Linked DNA regions of Homo sapiens: region 1 is linked to region 2. A link is a loop called in an ENCODE intact Hi-C map of the cell type or tissue named here. Cell type or tissue: GM12878. All regions are shown on one strand. Region 1 has its middle 120 kb from the start of LINC01082. Region 2 holds the start of LINC01081 (long intergenic non-protein coding RNA 1081).

What was found. Hi-C counts contacts between places; a loop is a spot of excess contacts. Peaks named below come from ENCODE experiments on the same cell type or tissue, not always from the same donor. Only the 100,000 strongest peaks of a DNase experiment are listed, where the experiment ranks them.
Region 1: a loop joins it to region 2, with 2.6 times the contacts of the local background. A loop is called at or near these places in 2 of 110 quality-filtered maps.

The regions. Positions count from the first base shown.
Region 1 is chr16:86,071,054-86,075,053 of GRCh38, forward strand. No RefSeq gene overlaps it. Among named protein-coding and RNA genes, the nearest start is that of LINC01082, 120 kb to the right of the region's middle. RefSeq lists an enhancer at 3,323-4,000. In GM12878, a CTCF peak has its summit at 1,949 (motif pointing right); no DNase peak of the experiment used is centred here.
Region 2 is chr16:86,283,318-86,287,317 of GRCh38, forward strand. LINC01081 (long intergenic non-protein coding RNA 1081) reads right to left here and starts at 2,930. Exons shown (of 6, transcript NR_104139.1): 1 at 2,737-2,930. It overlaps LINC02135 (long intergenic non-protein coding RNA 2135), which reads left to right and starts at 3,114. Exons shown (of 3, transcript NR_038438.1): 1 at 3,114-3,232. RefSeq lists an enhancer at 1,834-2,519. In GM12878, no CTCF peak of the experiment used is centred here; no DNase peak of the experiment used is centred here; H3K27me3 peaks cover 504 bases.

The DNA of each region.
Region 1 (4,000 bases), 210 kb before region 2:
AAGTGCTTAGTACTTCAGTACCTGGCCAAAGCACAGTGCCCGGTCAAGGTTAGTGCTTGTTTCTCAAAAGCACCCAGCCATGTGAGGCACAGCACCTGTGACAGGTGGCGAGGCGAGCCTTGCTGTAGGTCGCCCTAGATACCTGGTCAGGGGTAAGGTGGGTGCTGCTCCCCTTTTTTGCAGCCTGGGCCATTTGTTCAGAACCCAGAGGTGGGGCCAGGTCTGAGTCAGTCTTCTCTCTTTCCTCTGGGCCATAACAGGAGGGGGCAGCTCTGGAGAGCAATGGCAGCCAGGCAAGTGGGGAAACGGCTGATGCCCAGAAGGCAGATCTTCCTGCTTTGTGAAAGCAGGAGCTGAGAGAATTCCTTGTCCTTCAGCACAGAGCCACCAACCTCGGACACCTTCCCCCATGGTCCCCGCTGGGAGCAGCTGCCCATTTGGTGTAGAGTCAAATCACTGCTCAGGGGCCTTGACCAGTTCATTAGCCTCATCTGTGAAATGGGAGGAGAGAGAGTTCTCACTGTGGGGGCTGCTGCGTGGGTGCGGTCATGCATGCGAGTGTCCTGTGGCCCTTGTAACAAATGACCCTAAACTTGGTGCTTAAAACAGCAAGAATTTATTATTTCACAGGCCTGGAGGCCGGACGTCTGAAAACCAGGTGTCTGCTGGGTGGTGCTTGCTCCGAAGGCCCTGGGGGCGGCTCCTTCCTCCCTCTTCCAGCTCCAGGTGCCTGATGGCTTCCTCAGTGCTCCTTAGCTGGTGACAGCACTGCCCAGCCTCTGCTTCCGCCGTTACCTCGCCTTCTCTGTGTGTGTATGTGTTTCTCTATGGACTTCCTGTAAGGACACCAGTCTCAGATTTAGGGCCCAGCCTCCTCCACTATGACCTCCTCTTAACTAATTACATCCGCAGTCGTGGCCCTAGCTCCCCAAAAGGCTGCATTCTGATGTTCCAGATGGACACACATTTGGAGGGACACCATTCAACCCAGCACAAAGGGCTGCTCGGCTGGTCAGGGCTCCCCAGTCAGACCTGCTGTCGCCACTGCTATGATTAAAGCTGGGGAAGCTGGACTTCACTAGATGATCTCCCAGGTCCTCCTGGTTCCCGGAAGCTCTGGGATTCCTGTTTGTATTCTTGCCCCACCCTAGCCTCCCACTGTGGTCCCATCCTCAAGGAGTCCCTCAATTCACAAAAGCCAGAGCATCACCCGGAGATGGAGTGATTCTCTCCAATATTTACTGGGACCTAACTCTGATTTAAATGTCCACGGGGGCTGTTGAGATGGCCCCTGACCATCTCTCTCCCCGCTTCCCCTCTGTCCCTCTGTCCCAGACATGTTGGCCCTCTCTTACACTCCTTTCAACCAGTCAAAAACACCCCATCCTCCAAGCGTTTGCACCGGCTGTTTCCTCTGCCAGGAGCACTCTTCCCCCAGACCGCCAGGTGACTCCCGCTCTCCCTGCATTCAGATCTTGGCTCAGAGTTGCCTGCCTGCCCCCCTGCCCCCACCACACAGCATCAGCCATCACCCCGACCACTCCGTACCTGCCTCAGAGATTTATTTTTCGCAGCATTTACAACCACCTGGCTTTTTTGTTAATTGCTTTGTTAATTTGCTGATCGTCTGTGGCCCCAACTAGAACAGGCAGCCTCCACGGGGCGGGGTTTACTCCGTCCAGGCCACAGCTGCATACCCCGTGCCTAGAACAGGGCTCAGCAGACAGCAGTGGCCCAATAAAGGCGCGATTATAGTTTAAAAGCAGTTCTGGGTTCTGGGTAGCTGTTAGTTTTTCAGAAAATACAAATCCAGCTGCTATAAAAAGCACAAATCCTATCACGCTGGATCTGAACTGGATCTGAAATAATATTGGGGATCGCCAAGGGGCTCAGATATTTCTTTAAGTCGCCCGTGAGCAAGAACCATCAACTTGGCCACATCCTCGTTTGTCCAGCAGAGGGCAGCTGATTCCCAGCCGCTTGGAATTGCTCTGCCCAGAAGGGCTCACTTTTTTTTTCCTCTTTGAAATTCTGAAATTGATGGGAGATTCAAAAAAAAAAAAAAAAAAAAAAAATCCCACAGTCCGTGTGAGTGGGGGAAAAAATCACTTGATTTGATGCACAGGCAATTGGGCAATTGTTTCCTTCTAGGTTTCAAAAAACCTTCTCTCTTTCCAGAATTTTGAAGGACTTGCGGGGGGCGTGGGTTAGATTTTTGATGAGCTCAGGAATGGACCTCGGTTTCTACAGGTGTTTGAAGGTCTGATGGATCAGGTGCAGCCCAGCAATGCCTGCAGGTGTCATGGTCACGGAATCTGTGGGAGCAGACCTGCCCTGGAGACACCTGCAGTGAGCCTGGGAGTCACCCCGCTTGCGGAGGGCGGGGAAGGGGGGCACGCAGGAAGCCTGTGCTGTGGGTCTGGTCTGGTCCTAATTAGCTGTGAGACCTTGGGCAAATCACTTAACCTCTCTGGTCCGTTTACTCTTCCGTTAAATGGGATGCCATATTAACTCCTCTTGAAGTTCCTTTTAGCACAAAAGTCCAGAGTCAAAGGAGAGGGGAAGGCTCCTAGCCTGGGTGCCTCGGGCAGTACAAGCCTCTGAAAGCTTAATTATGTCGGATATCGTGGACCTAGGCGGATCTGCAGTTCACCTTTATCTCTGGGTGTGGAGCGGAACTGAGGCTGATTCTTGGCGCTACCACTAACTGGACATGTGATCTGAGGTCAGTTTGTGTCTCTGAGCCTCAGTTTACCCAGCTACAGGCTGAGGACATAGTCCACCTTTGCAGAGGTGTGAGTTTTCAATGTGATAACAGACAAGGGTGGACTCTCTCCTCTCACTCGAGAGCCCCCCTCCCACCCTGGCTGCCCCTGCTTGCCCAGGACTGTCCAGGGTTCCCTGACATGCGGCCCCACAGGTCTGGGTGTGGTCCTAGGGGCTGATGTCTCTCCTCTTCCCCACTTATCAGAATGCCCCCAGCCTGGCCTCTTCCACCTGAGTCCTGTTCTCTGCCTTAATCCAGTGAGTTCATTTCTCCTCTGACAGCCCCTTGAAAAGGTCAGTGGGGTTCCAGGGAGAGAGTTTGGGGAATTATCTCGGCGTCCACCCTGTGTCTGTAGGTCCCTCCTGGGGTACAGTGGATCTGCTAGTGCTTATGTGAGTGAGTGAGTGTGTATGAGTGTATGAGTGTGCAAGTGTGTGTAGGTGTGTATAAGTGTGTGCAAGGATGAGTGTGTATAAGTGTGCAAGCATGTGCGAGTGTGTGTATATGAGTATGCAAGTGTGAGCGAGTGTGTGTGCGAGTGAGTCTGCGAGTGTGTGAGTGAGTGTGAGTGGGATGAGGGGCAGACAGTGGAGAAAAACACAAATCTTTTCTTTTACTGGAGTGAAATTAACATAACATACAATTAACCATTTAAAGCGTGCAACCCAGTCAACACTCTTTTATCAAAGAGAATTTACAATAGCAGGAAAGCACTGAGAGGCCACCATCGGCCAGGCCCCTGCCAGAAGCTTCGCCACACAGTGTCATTTCGTCCTTACTACCTGACTCCAGGAGGAAGGGCGTCAGTGGGTGAGGAATCTAATGCTCAGAGAGGCTGAGCAACTTTCCCAAGAACACCCATCCAGGACGTGGCGGAGCAAGAATCAAGCCTGGGGTGCTGGAGGTGACTGGGGACACCTGCCTGGCTATGGTTCTGACCCGACTCAGGGGACTTGGGAAGGGTGGTGGGCAGGCATGGGCGGGGACGGTGGGCAGGGCAGCAGTAGCCCCAGTGAAGTCACTTGACCTCCTCATCCCTTCATTTCCTGCTCTGCCAGAGAGGAAATGTTTATACAGCGGCCCCACACAGACGCTCCACAGGCCTGGGGTTGCAGTCATTAGCTGAACAATGAGGGCCCGGCCTGTCCCTGGCCCCAGAGATGGCCTGGGGTCAGGCAGCCGGGCCTGGCTCCTCCTCCACGAATTTGCCTTGTGATCCCACCCTGGGCCTGT
Region 2 (4,000 bases):
ACTAGCAGCTATAAACATGTGTCATCTAGAACATCCAACCCAGTCAACATCTGACCACAGTCAAATGAGACACCCCTAGTGAGAACCACCGAGCCGAGATCTTCCTGGATTTCTAATCCACAAAACCATGAGCAACATCATATAGTTCTAGCCACTAAGTTTTTGGGTAATTTTCCCATAACAATAACAACTAGAACAGAAGGAATCCTCCATAACACTCAGTATGTTATTGATGAAAATGTTTTATGCTCTCTGAGGACATTCCATTACCCTAGGCTCACAGTAATTACACTGAATCTTCAAGAAAACTGAATTCTCACTTCTGTCTTTTCCCAAGCAAAGACTTGGGAAAAGTCATCTGCATTTCAAGGGAAATATTTTTTATTTATTTATTTTTTTATCTTGAGACAGAGTCTTGCTCTGTCTTCAGGCTGGAGTGCAGTGGCGTGATCTCGGCTCACTGCAACCTCCGCCTCCCAGGTTCAAGCGATTCTTCTGCCTCAGCCTCCTGAGTAGCTGGGATTACAGGTGTGCACCACCACGCCCAACTAATTTTTGTATTTTTAATAGAGACGGGGTTTCACCATGTTGGCCAGGATGGTCTCGATCTCTTGACCTCGAGATCCACCCACCTTGGTCTCCCAAAGTGCTGGGATTACAGGGTGAGGCACTGCCCCAGGCCAAGGGAAATACCTTTGACAGCATTTGTTTCTTCTGAATGTTCACGGAACCTCTGGTGAGCTCTACACAATGTTGAGCAGTGCCAACCTCAGCCCCGATTGCACCCAAAGCCAGGGAGGTCCCAAGGAGACTTCCACGTGCCAGATTCCCAGCCCCACTGCTGGCAGCGGCCATGACCTCGAAGGTCACAGAGACTGAAGTGCCATATGCAGGCATGCAGGCCAGGAGGAGCTCAGAGTCTGTGTCCCTATCAGCTACATAATGCTGATTTCACTGACTTTAAATGTTCTTGTGTTGGGTTTTTCCCAAGGAGCTAATTAACACACATCAACTAATTTGGCATCCTAGGGTCTCCAGGTACTATTTACAAACTGCTATTTAACTCTCTTAACAAAGGAGAGCAAGATACGAAACAGTTCTTGTAAGAGGAGAAGGCGGAATCCTCTTCTGTCTCCTCTCCCCATCTTTAAATGGCCCCATTTTAAAATTTTTAACTCTTCCCATTAAAAAATTTTTTTAAATCTCCCCATTTAAAAATATCTGGGTAAGAGGCTGTGGAGGAAATTAAAGAGTAGGAGCCAGAGGTCCCAGGTGCAGAAACTCTGGGGTATGGCGAGACCCCTGAGGCAGGCATGACTAGCTTTGAGATCTGGGTACCAGATGCCCATCTGCTACCCTGTCTCATGAAAGTTGGCCAACTAGAACTCAGCTGGTCATGGGGGAGGCAGGGTAAGATGCCAAGAGGAGAACCTGGACATCTGCTGGAAGCACCGGCATAGACTCTTAAAGAGCCAGCGCAAGAAATGTCCTCCAGGTGGAGCCTCAGTTTCCCCCTCTGTGAAACAGGGAGACTAAGAGTACTTCATAGGATTGTCATGACAATTTAATGAGATAAAAATGCAAAGTTGCCAGCACAGTTCTTGGCATTTCGGAGGAATCTGATAAATGTCATACCGCTGCTGTTTTAGTGTTAGGGTGGTGATCCATAGCGGACACCTCCGGCTTTCGGACCATTCCATTCAACTCACAACCTTGGAAGGAGGCAAGCTCCAGGCCATCGGCTCCCTGTTCAACCTCTTTGGGCCTCAGTTCCCCCATCGGTGAGATGGAGGTTCTCTGCTGCTGCATTATGGGGGTGGGGGTGGTGTGGGAAGGGTGCCAGGGATTGGGCACAGGAAAGCACCCCCAGCCCAACTGCTGAGCTGCCAGAAACCTGGAGAGTATATGAGGTGCCACTTTAGGGCATTCCCTGTTTCGTTTCAGGGTTCCTGTATGGAACCTGAGACCACCAAAGGCACGCTGTGGTGCCGAGACCCAGTGCCTGCCTCTCTCAGTAGCACTGTTCCAAAGCCATCAGCTCTTTCCTCCCCTTCCCATCCCCCACCTCTGGACTTAGTTCATGAATCTCCCTCCCCTATTCCCTTCTCCTCTATTGGGCCCACCCAGCTCCACATAGTTTTAGCTCCTGGTACCCTCCAGCACATTCTACAGAGACCCCAGGTCTGTGCTCCACACTCCTGCCTTTCATCTGGGTTCCCAGAAGCTGCAGGGACAACAGAGACCACCTTGTGCCCCACCCACCTTCCTGGGTGGACACCCAGATGCTAGGCTCTGAGACCCCTTCCTATGGAAGCACAAAGTCCCCCCTCCGGGCTGGGCCGCCCACCACTGTGCTGTCCACACCTTCCGGAGGGAGGCAGGTACCTGTGGGTAGAGCTGGGGAGCCCCAGCGCACCATTTCAGGACTTGGAGAAAATAAAATAACCTGGTCGCACCTCAGTTTGCATATCAGTGAAGTGCGATGATAAATAGTACCTTCCTCCCAAGGTCAATTGTGAGGATTAAAACAGAATATTCACAAAAGTCCGTAGCTCTCTAGACTATAAGCGCCTGCTTCATTCGTAGCAGGTGCTGTGACTATTATCATGATTATTTCACCCTAAAACACTTTGAATAGGACAGCGGAAAGACCCTTGACCCCTCCGGGGACAATCCAAGAGCCCCTTGGCTAAAACAGAGCCATGAAGCCCCACTAGGCTGGGCTTTGAGACTAACCTCACCACCACCCTCAACCTGGTGACCCAGCACAGGTTCGCTGTCTCGCTGTGTAGCCCCGGGTGTAATCCATGTCTGGAGATAGAACACTGGAGCTCAGTGGGGCCTGAGCTTTCTGGAGTGAGGGTCACCGCAGGGCATGCACTGGAAATCCAGATCCCTGGGCCGCTCCCTGGGAAGTTCTGATCTAATATGTCCAGGCTCCTTCTGGGATCTGTTTATTAAGCATCAGGATGATTCATATGACTCCGCCGTTGGAACACTGGAGCCTGCGCGGGTGTCAACGCTTGTTCACTTGTTACAGGTGAGGTCACCCCTTTGTCACGCACCTCGGGCCCTGCGCCCTGGTGGTCCAGGGCTGGTGCGGGGGCTTAGGTGCAGCCTCTCCCACGTGCACCTGCGAGGCCTACCCTTTCTCCCGTCTCAGGGCCTTGATGCCCGTGCCTGTGAAGCTGGCATCAGCGAAGACCTCAGACGGGAAGGGATGAGTGAGCAGGTGTGCCCCCAGGGACCCCACGCGCCCCCCGCCCCTTCGCGCACCGAGGTCGTCCTGCGTCTCCGGGATCCCAGGCCAGCGGGAGGAGGGGCCGCAGGGGCGCTGCGGGCAAGGGGAGCCCAGTGCGCAGGGCTCCAGAAACCCCGACCCTCGCAGGGGAGAGCCAGCCGAACCAGACGTGTGGGGGCAGCAGCCGCCGCGGCGGTCTGGGACGCGGGTGTCGCCTTCCACGGGACTTGGGTCCAGGGACCCAAGACGGGGATCTGGGAGGAGGGGGATGCCCTTGGGGCCTGAGACCCGGGCGGTTTCCGAAGCGAAGTAGTTACCCAGAACCGCTCCCTACCTTCTCCCCGCCTCCCTGTCTTTCTGCCCCTCTGTCCCCTGCAGCTGCTCGGCCCTCCCTCCTCTGAAACCCACCGCCCGCCCAAGGCTCACTCCTTCCTGCTGTTCCCGCCCGCGAAGCTGTTGCAGGGACGGTGCGCCCTTGGGCTGCACTCACCACCGCCCCTCGCCCGCGACGTCCTGGCCCCCTAACCCCAGCTTTCCCGCCGCCGCTCACTCCCGCGCTCCGCTGCAGCTCAGCCCGGTCTGCAACTCTCCCTCTGTTTTCTGCCCCGCTCCTCAGTTCTGCGCTCTCCTCTTCTCCAGGCTTCCCTCTCCTCCTCCTTCTGCCTCTCCCCTGTCCCCGTTCCATTCTCCTGCGCCCCTCGCCAGCGCGCTCGCAGCCCATCGGCTCCTGCCGGGGCCCCTCTGGTGCCAGCCGCCTTC